2 separate regions of the Mus musculus genome follow, and region 2 is linked to region 1. The links are chromatin contacts, found by Hi-C or POLR2A ChIA-PET in ENCODE. All regions are on one chromosome and are shown on one strand. Each heading gives the region's core, a stretch centred on a gene start or an enhancer-like site at or near the end of the contact. The rest is flanking DNA. Distances are from core to core; before and after follow the strand shown. Region 1 holds the start of Npr3 (natriuretic peptide receptor 3). Region 2 overlaps Npr3 (natriuretic peptide receptor 3).

Evidence for each region. A loop is a pair of places that touch in the nucleus more often than their neighbours do. ChIA-PET counts read pairs that join two places held with the same protein, here RNA polymerase II (POLR2A).
Region 2: a map of left cerebral cortex shows a loop between it and region 1 (4-fold over the local background). The contact joins the enhancer-like site here to the promoter of Npr3 in region 1. A Hi-C loop is called at or near these places in 3 of 37 maps with a recorded cell type or tissue (all left cerebral cortex). POLR2A ChIA-PET finds 5 or more read pairs at or near these places in 2 of 5 experiments (Patski and embryonic stem cell).

What each region holds. Positions count from the first base shown.
Region 1 is chr15:11,901,171-11,908,152 of GRCm38, forward strand. It overlaps Npr3 (natriuretic peptide receptor 3), which reads right to left and starts at 4,504. Exons shown (of 8, transcript NM_008728.2): 1 at 3,716-4,504. The coding sequence starts at 4,469. It overlaps Gm5144 (predicted gene 5144), which reads left to right and starts at 5,355. Exons shown (of 2, transcript NR_131059.1): 1 at 5,355-5,818; 2 at 5,940-6,220.
Region 2 is chr15:11,857,067-11,864,048 of GRCm38, forward strand. Npr3 (natriuretic peptide receptor 3) reads right to left here. Exons shown (of 8, transcript NM_008728.2): 4 at 1,551-1,686. Among named protein-coding and RNA genes, the nearest start is that of Npr3, 45 kb to the right of the region's middle. Within about 2 kb of position 4,579, at least 1 of the 3 ENCODE cell types and tissues checked has a DNase peak (open chromatin) inside an H3K27ac peak, as active enhancers do; it is left cerebral cortex, where a contact is called at or near this core.

The DNA of each region.
Region 1 (6,982 bases), core at 3,254-5,753:
TTTGCATCTTAGAAAACGCATAAACACAACAACATAACCTTTCTCTAATTAAAAAAATGTATTTCTGACTTTTTATAGTATATATGTATCATTTCCTGTGATGTATCAAGATCAGTAGGCAATTATATAAATAAATCCAGTACTAAATACAAAGTATTTGTCTGTTGCTTGTTTGTTTGTATTTTAGGACAGGGCACATTCTATAGCCCTGGTTGGTCTTGAACTCACAAGTCTTTCATGTCAGCTTCCTGGATGCTGGGATTCCAAGCATGTGCCACCACGCCCATCTAAGATCATATGTATGTATGTATGCATATATGCATGCATGTATGTATGTATGTATGTATGTAGGTATGTCTGCCACAGGTGTCTATTTCCTAAAGTATTTGTAGAACCCCTTTAGTACATGAGATAGACCAATCCTGAATGTAAAAGGTTACCATAGCTTCGCTACCTGCCTAAGGAGTCATCTTCTCTAGTTTTATGTGGGATTTCTGGGGAAAAAATAATATTTCTCTTACAACTCAAAGGTTTATCTGTAATTAAAAACAGAAATTGATGTTAAAAAGACTTAAATATTCAAAAAGCACTTTCCAGTATTCTCTGCCCACCCCATGTATATAAAAATTGGTCACCATCTTATAATAACCAGGATGCACAGCCAAGCCATCCCTTGTGAAATCTCATCTACTGCTCCCTAGTTCTCAAGGCTGCCTGATGCTGGCTGGCTGGCTCTTGGGAAACTCTCTATTGCCCTCATGCCGGGTAGTTGAAATTTGACTCTGTGTTATCATCTTAGCTGCTAATATAAATGCATGCTGTGAGATCAATGTTATTAAATCACACATACTCAGGTGTATCTTTTGATTATATTAGACTTTTTAAGTTTTTCAATTGACTTAGCTGACAAGCCCCCTAGGAGATAAGAATAATTTGGGGGAGGACTTGGGGAAGTGTTTGTTCAGTTTTTCTTTCTAAAGGGCATTATGTAACCAAAAGAAAACGTAATCACATTATTGGGAAGGCCACAGGTCACACTTTACCAGTGAAGATATTCAGATATCCTTAATTTGATTTTAAAGTTGAAATGTTCTTTCCAAACATATTTGGGGGGTGGGAGGGACTCTCTAAAGCACGCCCTGGCTCATAAAGGTAGAAGATGCTCTGTGACAGAAACGCTTTCAGATACATCCCTATTGGGAGAATCAAATGTAAAATCTCCACATCAGAATAGCAGTTGGAAGAGGCCTGATTCTCATCGAGCTCCTTGTTCCACGTTCAGTGCCTTGCAAGGCAGAAAGGCTGAGTCCAGAGGTGTGGTCTTCTCTGCCTAAAGCTCTTCCCAGGACATGGCTTCCCCTTCTGGGTGAAGGTGATTATTATCGAATATAGCACAACGCCCGCTACAATGAACCCACACATTTACTGTGTGGGTCTGGCGCTGTTTCAAAGAATTCTGGTCACTTAGTTCATTAAACCCTTCCAGCATCCCCAAGATGTGGCTGTGCAGGAAGCCCACTTTACCTGAAGAAGATGGGGTACAGTTTAACAGCCCCGGATCCTGACAGCTAGCAAGTGGCTGAGCCACAAACTCCCCTGAAACCATATACTAAACCCCCACTACTTAATGCGTTGAGCAGCCACGATGAGGTGGAGACTCAGCGCCCTGAGATCTCCCAACTTTCTCTACAAAGAGTAAGAAATTGAAAGAAGGGCAGCCTGGAATTTTTTATTTATATTTCAGAAAATTCGCCTTATTGTTGCTGACACAGATTTTAGAGAAAGAATCATAAGATCATAATAATTTCACCTATAAAATACACACACACCAGACTAACAAGCTTGCACTGCTAAATTGAACGAGAAATGAGCGCTAGGAGATCTAAAATAAGCCTGACTATTTAAAAATAAAGAACGCAGGCTGTAGTCCTTTTAAACCGAAACACACCTGCCCCAACCCCACCCCAACCCCCAGCCCACTCTCACAGTGTGGCCCTCCCCCATCACGGTTCTAAGAGCACTGTGCGGCTCAAGGGCCCAACAGCGGAACTGACAGATCTGCCAGGCCTCTCACCCTAGGCCACTGTACCAAGGTCACCGCCTTTCTAGGTTCAGCAAGGCAATGACCAGAATTTGCAAAGCTCGGATGGATCTAGCCAGGCGTGAGGACACGCCCCCATTCCCAGCCTGCCCTGGGAAGTCTCCAGCTTTTAGTTAAGGCTCTGGAAGCCCAGAACTGAAGAAGTAACAGTACCCAGGACCGCGAGAGGCTGCAGTAGCCGGAGGACTGGGAGTGGGGGGAGAAAGTAGATGTGGGTTTCTCGCCCAACAGGGGCAAATCTGCCACCATAGGACAGAACTTTCCTTTTACATAACCAACGCCCTGCCTGCGCACCTAACAGTGATTCTGCGCAGACAGCCTGGAGTTCTTAGGTCGAAACTTGTCCTGTCTGCACTGTCTACAACACCTTGAAGTTAGAGTAGAGAGCGGGGAGGGGCAGTTGTGGCCCCACTCTTGAAGCTTTTTCTGCCCACCTCACCTGTTCTGAGCCTGCAAGCTTAGTGTTCCGCTGTCCCGCCACAGCCAGGCCCAGGTCCCCAGCATTCGTGCGACCAACACTGGGCAAACTAGGTGCCTGGCTTAGCTCGGCCCCTCCTAGGTCTCACCAGGATAGCACCTCCGAACGAACATCGGAAGCTTTGCGGTGTGGGGTCATAGGGGGAGGGTAATACCGCGGACATTCTGGGCGCCTGCGCACCAAGGGGAAACAAAGGCGAGATTTCTCCAATGTGTGAGCCCCAACCGGGACGTCCGGACTCATGCCCTATGCTGGGATTCGGCTCCTTCCTCTATCTACACGACAGAAACCTGGGCAGCTGCGGAGAATTCCCACGCTCCCCGTAGCCATGATCCCATTCCCCAGTACCAAATTCTCTGTCTAGTTTGGCTACTGTTCCAAACCCTCAGCGACTTGCGGAGAAAGGGCCGGGCAGGGGACCCGTGGGAAGGAAGCTCGGCGCACGATCCTCCGGCGCGCTCCGCCCAAGCCCAGCTCTGCGCGCGCTTTCAGAGGCTTCGAAGCCCAAAGCTCCCGGGGGAAGTGAGAGTCGCCTGAATTCAGACACGGCGACGCACTTCTGGTGCTTGTATCGAAGCTTGTAAGACACTAGAAAGGGCATGGAAGGAATCTAAAAGGAAGGCTTTAAAAAGAGACCTAGGGTCAGTGGAAAGAGCAGCCAGGGGAGCCAGGAGATGCGTCCCAACCCCCAGCTAGTCAAGAAGCTGCGAGACTGCTGGGGCGTCCCCAGACGCTGTGGCCCTGCCAGGGGGCGCGCGACTGCAATGGACAGAGTAGGGAATTCCTGGAACTCACGGGACTCCGGAGCTGTCGAAGAGGGGGAAAACCCTTGGTGTTTAGCCACACCTGTCATACCTGGGATGGCGCTAGCAAGCGGCTCAGACGTTCCCTCGACTGGCCAGATCCACCTCCCCGAGACTGTGTAGGCACACCCCTTCCACCGCGATGGGCTATCCTCCACCCGTCCCTGGATCAGGCAGCTCACACTTGGACAAGCCCCCGCGCGACCTCCACGGGTCCTTGGGTTACGGGGAAGGGTGGGGTCTGCAGAAGATTGACTTGGTGGGGTTTGGGGGAGAGCCACTGAGAACCGCTGAGTCAGAGCCAAGGACCCCCCTGGTCCCGCTCCCGCTCACCTCGCTCGCTGCCTTGGATGTAGCGCACTATGTCGTCCAGGTCCAAGTCTTTGGTCTCGTCGAAATTGTAGGCAGACGTGTGCAACCCCTCCTCCTGAAAAACCTCGTGGACCCCCTCGAGGGTGAAATAACAGTTCCTCTCGAGTTTGTCGTCGCTGTAGACCAGGGCTGCACGGCTCCAGTGGTGGTGGCGAAACAGAGCGAGCATCATCTCTCCCATCTTGGCGTAGGCAGGCGCCACGCGCGTGAGGTGCGAGTATTCCGTGTCCTTGTGCTGGAAACCGGCGGCCAGCGCTCCTGCGGACAGCATCGGCAGGTCCCAGTGAGACGCCAGCCGAGCCACCGGCGCCGCCGCGTACTCGCACACGGGCCCCAGGATGAGATCCGGCTTGGCGCCGCGCGCCGCCGCCACGCGGTCCACAAGACTGAAGAGCGCGCGGTTGCCGCAGTCCGAGTCTTCGTAGGCCACCTGGAAGCGAGTGCCTGGCGGCAGCAGCTTCCTCCCGGTGCCATTGCCCTCCACGCTACGCAGCGCGTACTCGATGGCCGGCCTCACCCGGGCCAGCGAGAACAAGTACGAATCGTCCCGGGGCAATAGAACAAGCACCTCGATCTTTTGAGCCGCCAGCGCCTCTCTCGCCCGGCGCCTGCTGCCTGGCCGGGTGTCCCCGGCGCCGCTGCTCGCGCCGCCAGCCAGCAGCACCCGGGCCAGCAGCACGCACGCCGAGAAAGTGAACAGCAGCAAGGACCGCATCGTGTTGCCAGCAAGCGCTCGCCCTGGCCGCCGGCTCGCCCTCTGCCCCCCACCCACCCTGCCCTTTTCCTCCCAGCTCTTTTCTTTCCTCTGTCCCTGCGCCCCCTTGGGCGCTCCAAGAAAACAGAATACCCCCTTCAGTAACTCGCCAAAAGATAGGAAGATTCCTCTACAATGTCCCTAGGTTTAAAAAATAAAAAAAAAAATTTTAAAGCAAAGAAAGAAAGAAAAAAGTTCACAGAATGTAAACCTGTGCGTCTGTAATATACATATAGACTTATTATCAATATATATATTCTCCCTCCCTTTGCACATAGGCTATTTGGCTTAGAGGTGGCTTCTTATTTGGGCGTTGCTAAGGTTGCGTTTGAAGGCCTTATTTGTAAAAGAAAAAAAAAAGTTAAACTTGTCCAAGTGCTTGTAATTGACGGTGCACCTCCTTCGCGTTTGATCCCATTGATTCGCGCGGCTTTCTGGATCCATAGCCGGGGTTTAAATAGCGTGGCAGCGGCGCAGCGCGTTACCACACATGGCGCGCCGAGGCCGGGCTTGTCTCTGCAACGGGTGGGGTGGGTGGGGGTGGGGCGGGGTGGGGGCTGGGCTGGGGGAGCCTCTCATTAACATTCTTACATCAGGGCTCCTCCCCGCACCCCTGGCCTACTCGCGGTTGCCGGGTCCCTAAGCCCCACTAGTTGCCGGTGCTCAGATTTGGCCCAAAGCCGCAACCGCCCACGTCTACACCCGCGGGAGACCTCGCGGCACAGCGTTACTCTAAGGTCCCCGCCTCTCCCTGGCTCCGCTTTCTCCAACCCCAGGATTAAAAAAAAAAAAAAAAAAAAAAGTGTATATATGTTTGAAAGAAATGAGTGCGCGCACATACACAAAGCACACACTCATACACACACACTGCAAAAACGAAGGGGAAATGTTTCTCCAAATTGGTGGCTTCCTTGCAAAACTCCATAGACTCTCACCTCTTTTCTTGATCTGGCCACGTTCTGTCTGGGTGCGCCCAGTCCTGTCCCGCACCTGACCTTTCTGGTCCCTGGAGCAAGGTCGGGGAACAAGGAACAAGGTCCTGGTGCAGGAAAATTCATTTGCAGAGCTGGTAAGCCCATCTGGCCTGCACGGTGTCGCACCGCTCCTTCCCCCACCCGGCGTGGGTGCCCTCCTCCCTCTGGGCTGCTGGGACACGCTAGAATCACAGTGGGCGCAGCGTCACCGTGTCCCAGTGCGCAGCCCCTCCGCGGGGTCACTGAGACCAGAAAAGCGAAACTTGTTGCTTCCGATGTTGGATAAATGATTCCGCTCCAGGAAGTGTCGCGGAGCTTGAAAAGCATCACCCTAAGGTACTATTTGCTAAACCAGGCAACTAAAAGGGACTCCCGCTTCCCGGCCCCCCAGATCTTCCCCCAGAGAATCTTTAAGTACCTAAAAAGCAGTCTGCCAACCCCAGCGCTTCTGTTCCAGGATGCCCGATAGTCTAGGATGCCCAGAAAGGTCCTGCCCGGTAGACCCAGTCTTTCCACTGGTCACAGCTACCACAGCGATGCAGACGGAGTGGAAAGGATTGTGGAGAAGTCTCAGACCAGAGAGGCGCGTCTCTGAACCGAGCAGCTGCGCAGGTCCAGAGGGCCCTGCACCCTCTTTTCGTGGTCACGCAGCAAAGACATTTACGGCGAGAACAGGCTGTATTACACAAGGTAGTTCTGACACCAAAGTCTTGCAAATTAAAGTTAATTTAAAATGTTTCTAAATGTTCTTTCATTTGGCTGGGCGTCAGTGTGTGCTCCAATCTTAACTTAAACTTACGCCCTCTTTCGGCAGGATCTTGAACGCGATTCTTCACCCGCTGCCCCAGGCTGCTGCTGTTAAGTCATAGTTATTTCTTCTTCTTTTCTTCTTCTTCTTCTTCTTCTTCTTCTTCTTCTTCTTCTTCTTCTTCTTCTTCTTCTTCTTCTTCTTCTTCTTCTTCTTCTTCTTCTTCTTCTTCTTTTTCTTTCTTCTCTTCTCTTCTCCTTCTCCTCCTTCCTTTTCTCCTTCTCCTTCTCCTTCTCCTTCTCCTTCTCTTCTTTTTTTTTAATAGTTACGAGCCCCCTAAAATGTCCTTGCTCTCATTTGTGACTATGAAGTGATAAATCGAGGTGTTCGAGGACATGGCAAATCCAGGCATCAGTGACTAACAGCCCTCTCTCCATCACCCTCTCTAGCAGTGGAAAAAAAAAAAAAAAAAAACTGCAATCGAAGGTAACTTCATACCGGGTGCCGGTTAGATTTCAGTTGGACAGTGATCCCTAAGCCTTCGCTGTAAGTAGGGGCTTCTAAATCCTAGGTGAGCTTTTGTTTATTTAATTAGAACTGCTAACCAGTTCTAAGAGAGGTGGATATATAAATTTGAATTCTGAAGAGTTATCCACGTACGTTGGAAACTGACATTTAGCACTTCGCAGCAATTAAATCCTTCCTGAACACTTGGGAGAGCAAACATTTGTTTATAGAGTCATCGTTATTTA
Region 2 (6,982 bases), core at 3,329-5,828, 44 kb before region 1:
TTGACAGCAACTGCGGTGGGGAAAGGAGACTGGAGTGGGAAGCAAAGCTTCCACTTTGAATTTTGTACCTTTGTATTCTGTTTAAGTTTCCCAGACAAGCACAGTCTCATTTCTAATCTAGGTTGTTGGAATGATGAGATGGTATGCTTTTTGTTGATGTTATTCTTACACTTTTCTGCTTTTTACTTAAGCAGGAGCTAACATTCACTGTCTTGAAAGGAAAGTAAGAGCCAAAGGCCTGGACTGGCTGGGCAGCTCTCGGCACTGGGTTGGATACAACAGCTAACATCTTCTGCATCCCACTAAAGCCAACGTGGTCTGATCATGGGAAAGTACACCCAGGTCAACACGCTTCTAAGCCTGACTGTGTCTTTCACACTGATAGTTCTGTAGTATATAACACTTAATGTTGAATGCGATTTTTAAATACACAGGGCAAGGTAGATGGCTCTGTGGGTAAAGTGCTTACTGTGTGGGCATGGGGACCTGAGTTTGGACTCTCAGTCCCATGTAAAAAGCTGGGCACAGTACTTCATAGCTGCAATCCTTGTGTTGGCATAGGTAGAATCAGACAGATCTCAGGGGCTTGCTGCCCAGTCTAGCCAAGCAGTGAGCTCTTGATCCAATAAGAAACTCTGCCTCAAAAACTAAGTTGTAGAACAATAAAACCTGACATGAATCTCTAGCTTACACACACACACACACACACACACACACACACACACACACACACACATGCACCATAGTATACTTGTTATTTAAGCAGAAATAGGACCATTTTTATTGCAGTAAAATTTGCTTAAACCATGTCCACATGCATTGCATTGTTTGGCCTTATTTTCCCAAGACTTTGTGACTTGAATTGACTTATTATCCATACTTTAAAAATAGAGAAAGCTACACAACTGTAGCATACAGAGAGGGCCTAGGTCAAACTTAGACCGGCTCCCTGATTGTTGGTTCTGTCTCTTTGGGTCCCTATGAACCCAGGTTAGTTGAATCTGTGTGTTTTCTTGTGGTGTCATTGACCCCTCTGGCACCTTCAATTCTTCCTTCCCCGCTTCCATAGGATTCTCTGAGCTCCTCCTAACGTTTGGCTGTGGTTCTCCATATCAGTTGCTGGGTGAAGCCTCTCCGATGTAGATTGGTCTTCTTTAGGACTACTAACGGTAGAAGTGGGGGCTGTCTATGACTCTTTTGCCTGTTGTTGGTACCCTTTTTGCCCTATTAAGGCCTTGTGCAGCCTTAAATATGAGGGGAGGTGACTAGTCTTATTGCAACTTAATATACCATGTTGAGAGGCATCTCTGAGAGGCCTGCCCTTTTTGGAAGGGAAATGGAGGAGTGGATTGGAGGAAGAAGGGAGGTGGGGACAGGAACTGGGAGGGAAGGAGGGAAAAAACTGTGGTTGGGATATAATATATATGAGACATTTTTTTTTAATGGAGAAAGAAAGACTCTAGAACGGTTCTTCGTTCCAGGAGATAGCAATCACAGAAGCAACAGCTTATTTGGCCGCTGTGCTGCTACCATGGAAACCGAATCCCTACCTTCAAATGTCCTGTTCCAAGTCTGCTGGATGATTTTCCCCCCATCCTTCTTGCTGTAGCCAGCTCTGAGTACTTCATGTAAAGCCAGAACGTAGAGGAGGATGGCGTCATGGAACCCTTCAACAAACATGTTCACCTGCAAAGGAAACCCATTGGGTGAGTCTGAGACCCTGATGATTCCTGTTCATCAAGTGATACAAGCAGGCAAAATGGTCCAGCCTGAGTCTGGAAGTCTGAGAGACCCACGACAGAGTTGGACAAAGCTATCAAAAGTAACTACCAAGAGTCTTATGTTTTCCTGGCATTGAGTGAGTAGGAAAAACCCTGACTTTGGGAATTTACAGAGCAAACAAAGCATGACAGAAAGCAAAGACATCGTTCTGTTGTCCAGATTAATCATTCCAGGACCATCAGTCCTTACAGATATGTTTTTTTCCATGCAATTAGCCTTCTACCCCATTTTCTGTCAGCTTCAACATGATTCTGACTCCCCAGTGCAGTCTGCTCCAACTTCCACAGTCCATATGATGATCTCCACACTCTTGAGTGTAGGACACAGCCACAGAACAGTAGTAACTGGGCAAGCTGAGGCAGAGAAGTCAGGAGTCTGAGGCCAGTCTATACCACATGGCAAGACCTTATCTCAAAAATATTAAAACAAAATAAAAATTTAGGCATCCTATTTGTTCATATGCATCAAAAATGTTGTCAATTGCCTATATGTATCAAAGATACAAAAATGAGCATGGTTCTTTCTGCCTGCCTAGGGAGTGGGACTGGGATGTCTTCTGAATTGGCAATAACACCTCAGCCTCTCTTTCCACCCTCTGCCAGACTCCAAGGATGGAAATGGGTGCAGTCTTTATTGTTGGTACATTCTCTCTGAGCTCTGGCTCCAGAAAGGTATCTCTGATTTCCATAAGCTTGGTTTAATAAATGGAAACACTGGACATTGAATTTAGGAGAGTTGCTGCATCATGTTGCGTTTTGTTTCATCTGTATCCACGCACGTGGTGTTGAACCTTCCTCAAGGGTAATTGCCAGAATCATGGCACAACAGCATAAAGGTTTTGGTGCATATCAAGCATTAAACAACTAGTTTTGTGAGCCACATGATGTTCTCAGTCGTGTACTAAGAGTCTTATTCGGGATATGGTAAAAAGACATAAAATAGAGCAGATAGTATTAGAGATGTGGAAGATGGTGGCGAGAAGCTCAGTGAGATGGTGCGAGAAGCTCAGTGGTGGTAAGCAAATGCTGAACTGAGTTTTGAAAATGAGCAGGTGTGTGGAAGGAAGATTTGTAAAAACACTATGAATAGAATAATGTGGCAAGAGCATATCCAGACCACTGCTCCATTGAAAGCAGCAACTGCTCTGCTGAGCTGAGGCGAGAGGATGAAGGCCACATGGAGACAACAGGTGGAAACTCAGACCACTGGGATCAAGAGTCCTCCCCAGGGAGCTTGGCCTGTCCTTGGTAGGCACTCGATAACTTGACTTGCATTATTTCCTCCTGAGAAAGACTATGAAATCCCTTGGGTAGGTCCTTCTTCCACATGTATACCATTACAACATAAACTGGAGTGAAATGATCAAATACCATCTTGAAACACTGGGTAATTTGCAAATGGTACAAACGGCACAAAAATATTCATACCTTGTTTCAAGAGATGGAGTTAATGACAGAAAGCCAAGGTTACATGAAGAATTGAACATTCCTCAATGAATCTGGGAGGTGCTTGTGTGAGAAACGGCCTGCCCAGTTCTTCTAAAGGGGAACCCACAGGAAGAACACCCCCACTGATGTTCTGTATGGCCCAACTCAAGGGCCTATTCACAGATGGCGTCTCCCCATTCAAGATACATGAATAACATCATCTCTTTCATGGGCACACCCACATAGGGCAGCTCAACACCTAGTTTCATTTGTCCTTATCCTACCCCCTCCTTGAGTCTTGTTTTGCATCATAGGACCAAATATTTCAGACTTGCCAAAGTCCAGAACCTGGGCTGCTCCAGCTTTGCCTTTTGCAGCTGTGTGCCTCCATGGTTCTGGGCCTTCAGTTCCTCATCTTAAAAGTTAAAGAAATAACAGTGCCTTCCTTCTGGGGTTGCTATCAGGTTAATGAATGTAAAAGTCTTCACACAGCTCCTGCCACCATCACCCCGTTAGCTTGGATTGCTGTGATTTTCTAGAGATGAGAAGTCTTAAACCCAAGGATTCTGCTTAGCTTCTAATTCCAATAAGCAATCGCTTTTATTGACCCATTTTATTCTTGATGGAAAGTAGGGCTCCTCATTCACACCCTGGTGCCCCAGACAGATCTCTTATAGCACCATGATCCTCATACCACCTAGTAGAAAGCACTGTCCAAATTTGTTTATCCCACCGACCCTCAGGGCACATAGGACAGGTTCAAGGTCACAGAGATCTTGTAGTTGGCAACTAGCTGGATCTATAGTCCACTCCTAACTGGGACTCCTCACTCAACCCCTCAAATCTCCAGATTCCTCATTTGTGAAATACAAGGCTTAATTTAGCACTGGATCGCCTCACAGAGATTTTCTGGGGATTAAAATGAAACACTCACGGAAGTCCCTGAGACCATGAATGCCTTGGGTTCTTGCTCTTAGCTGCCAAGCTTAAGTCTCAGAGACACTGTTTTCTTAGGCAGAGAATGCTATAGAAATAACATCTACCAGTCAAAGATAATTTTCGGGTGCCTTGAATATGCTAATTTAATTTTCCAAAGGAATACAAATTTTTCACTTAGACCATGAAGTCATCATGATTTGAGAAAGCATGCATGCTGATGAATTTTAACAAGTAGAGCTTAGCTGTTAAATTTAACATAGCCATGCTTCCCCTATGGGTCTATCTTCTCTTCTATAACTTTAAAGAAATCACCTTGCTACAGGGGAATGGCATGGGATCCTGGTTGGAACATGTTAGGGAGGTGGGGCCTCTAAGAGAGCACTAGACTTCCCACATCTTCCTGAAGAGCTATCTGCTGCTAACTGTTGGCTTCCAGAGAAGGAGTCATGTTCTTCAATGGCATAGCCACTGTGGAGTTGCCCATCCTCCAGGAAATGATGCCCCACCCATGTTCATGCAAGCAACACCTGCATGAGAAGTACCATCGTTTTGCTCAGTCTTCCTGAGTTTTGTTCTTGCCTGTAACACTCTGTAAATCCCTACTCTTGGGCCCCCTACTGCATCTCTGCTTAAAATATGACATGAGTTCTAGGGCCTCACCCTGTTTACTGTGTCTGCCTCCTCCTTTCCCTCCTCATTCTCATCCTCTTCTTCTCCCTCCTCCTTTTCTTCTCTTCTTCCTCCTCTTCTTCTTCCTCCTCCTCCTTCTGTCCTCCTCTCTAAATCCTCATCCAGAGATGCCATACTGATGTGGGCCATTGATGGGCCTGGTCATACACCCTAGTACCATGCCCTAACTGTCTCTTTCCAATTCCTTCCTTCTTGAGGCATTCTCTATAGGAAGAACATAGGCATCCTCTATAGGAAGAACAATCAACGGCTAAGAAAGATGAACTTGAATTGGTTTTGTCCTAACAAGTTTGACGCCGAACAAGGCAGGCTCTGGGCGTAAACTCTGGTCTGAAATCTCCTTCTGTCTTGATTTCCAAGTAGATTGCAACAGTTACCTCCTTAAAGAGTGGAGTGTCTCCCTCTCTTGCCACAATTAGCAGAAGAGATGCTGACCCCAGTGAAGCTGGCGCCCTGGCCCTCTGCGGAGGAGGTTTCATCGCACCTACCTCATAAGCCCTCAAGTCAGAAACAAACCCCCAGACACTGTCTTTTCTCACAGAGAACATTCTCACTCTCACACATGGTTTTTAGTGGGAGGGAAACCCGTTAGCACATTACAGGCGCCGAAAATTGCAAGTGCAAATTAAGGAGAAAAACAATGAGAGAGGGGGAGAAGACGATATTAAGCTGTATTAAGAATACCTTCCTTTGGACTTCCCAGCTAGAAGGAGCCAGATTACTTGGTGTGCCTCCCTGTCTCTGGACAAAACAACCCTTGAACCTCAAGGTCCTGGCTATGACAGACCATACTGTTGTTACCAAGCACAGGAAATGGGATGCCCTTAACTAGGCATTAACTTCTTTTGAGTGTTCATCATCTGTTTTAGTTACCTAAGTACCCTGACAAGAGGAGCGGAGGGACAGAAAGGCTTGTCTTGCCTCACAGGTCAAGGGAGCAGTCCTCAGAGAGGTTAAATCCTGGTAGCAGCAGCTTGAGCCGGCGACTCCCACTGCACTGCAGTGCTCAGGAGGCAGAGAGCAGTGAATGCTTGTGTAAGCTAGCTTCTTCCTTTGGACGCAACCCAGGATCCTAGTTCAGGGAAGCTGCCTTTCGTGTGGCCTCTCCTGCTTCAATTAGACAATGCCTCACAGGCATGTCCACAGATTTATGTAATCTAAATAACTCCTTGGGTGTGCCCAGGAGATTGTCTCCTCTGAGATGCCAGATCCTTGAAAGTTGACAATCAAAACCCTCCACCGTAACATCCTTCTAGCCAGAAAATCCCCGCTTAGCATCATTTGCTGAGCTCTTAAATTCCTAAGTGCAGCCACTCCCGGGCCAGATAATGAAGCTGTTGCATTAAGAAAACATGGCTGTTTGCGATCTCCATCGGACAGTATCACTGACCCATGCAGACAGGCTGTACACGTGGAGTCACGATGTGACCTCTTGTCTGCCAGCGCTGCTAGCCATTCTCTCTCATGGAAAAAGCCAAATAAAAGTAATCATATTTTTTCCTTTTTCAAATGAGCATAGATGACAGATGGCACTCTTGCATGCCCCGCTCTGTTACAGTGCACAGTATCTTCCCCCATTGCTCCCCGGGGAGGCAAATTCCTGTTTAGATGAACTGCTCAATGCTCAAAGTAGAGCGTGCTGCCCACTTCAAATGCCATGAATCGTGAGAGGAACCTGTAAAAAGGGGGTGCCTGGACACCAGAAAAGCCCTCAAAGCTCTCAGGTGGGGGATGCTGGGAGAACGCTCCCAAAGGGGAGTGCCAAGCTGGACCATCCTGGGGTTTTGCCTGTGGCATTCACATGAAGCCAAGCCTGTCACACGGTGGTTCTATCTTCCTTACCACAAACCGTTGGTTCCCGATACAAATGAGGAAAGCTGTGGGTGTTAATTTCTCAAGAGCATCTGAAGAAGACATGCCTTCTAACCCTCTCATTCAGCTGAAGATCACATAAGGAAAAAGTGGAATTTTGAAAGAGAGCAAATAAGAGATGAGCCATGGATTGCTTTCTCCCCTTCAGAGCTAGTAATGGCAGCATCGCCTTGTCAAATGGGCATAGTAAGGCCTTGGAAGTGAATCTTGTCTGAGTCCCATGTATCACTGAAGACAGCAAGCATCAGGAGTGGTTTGGGACTGCTACATGG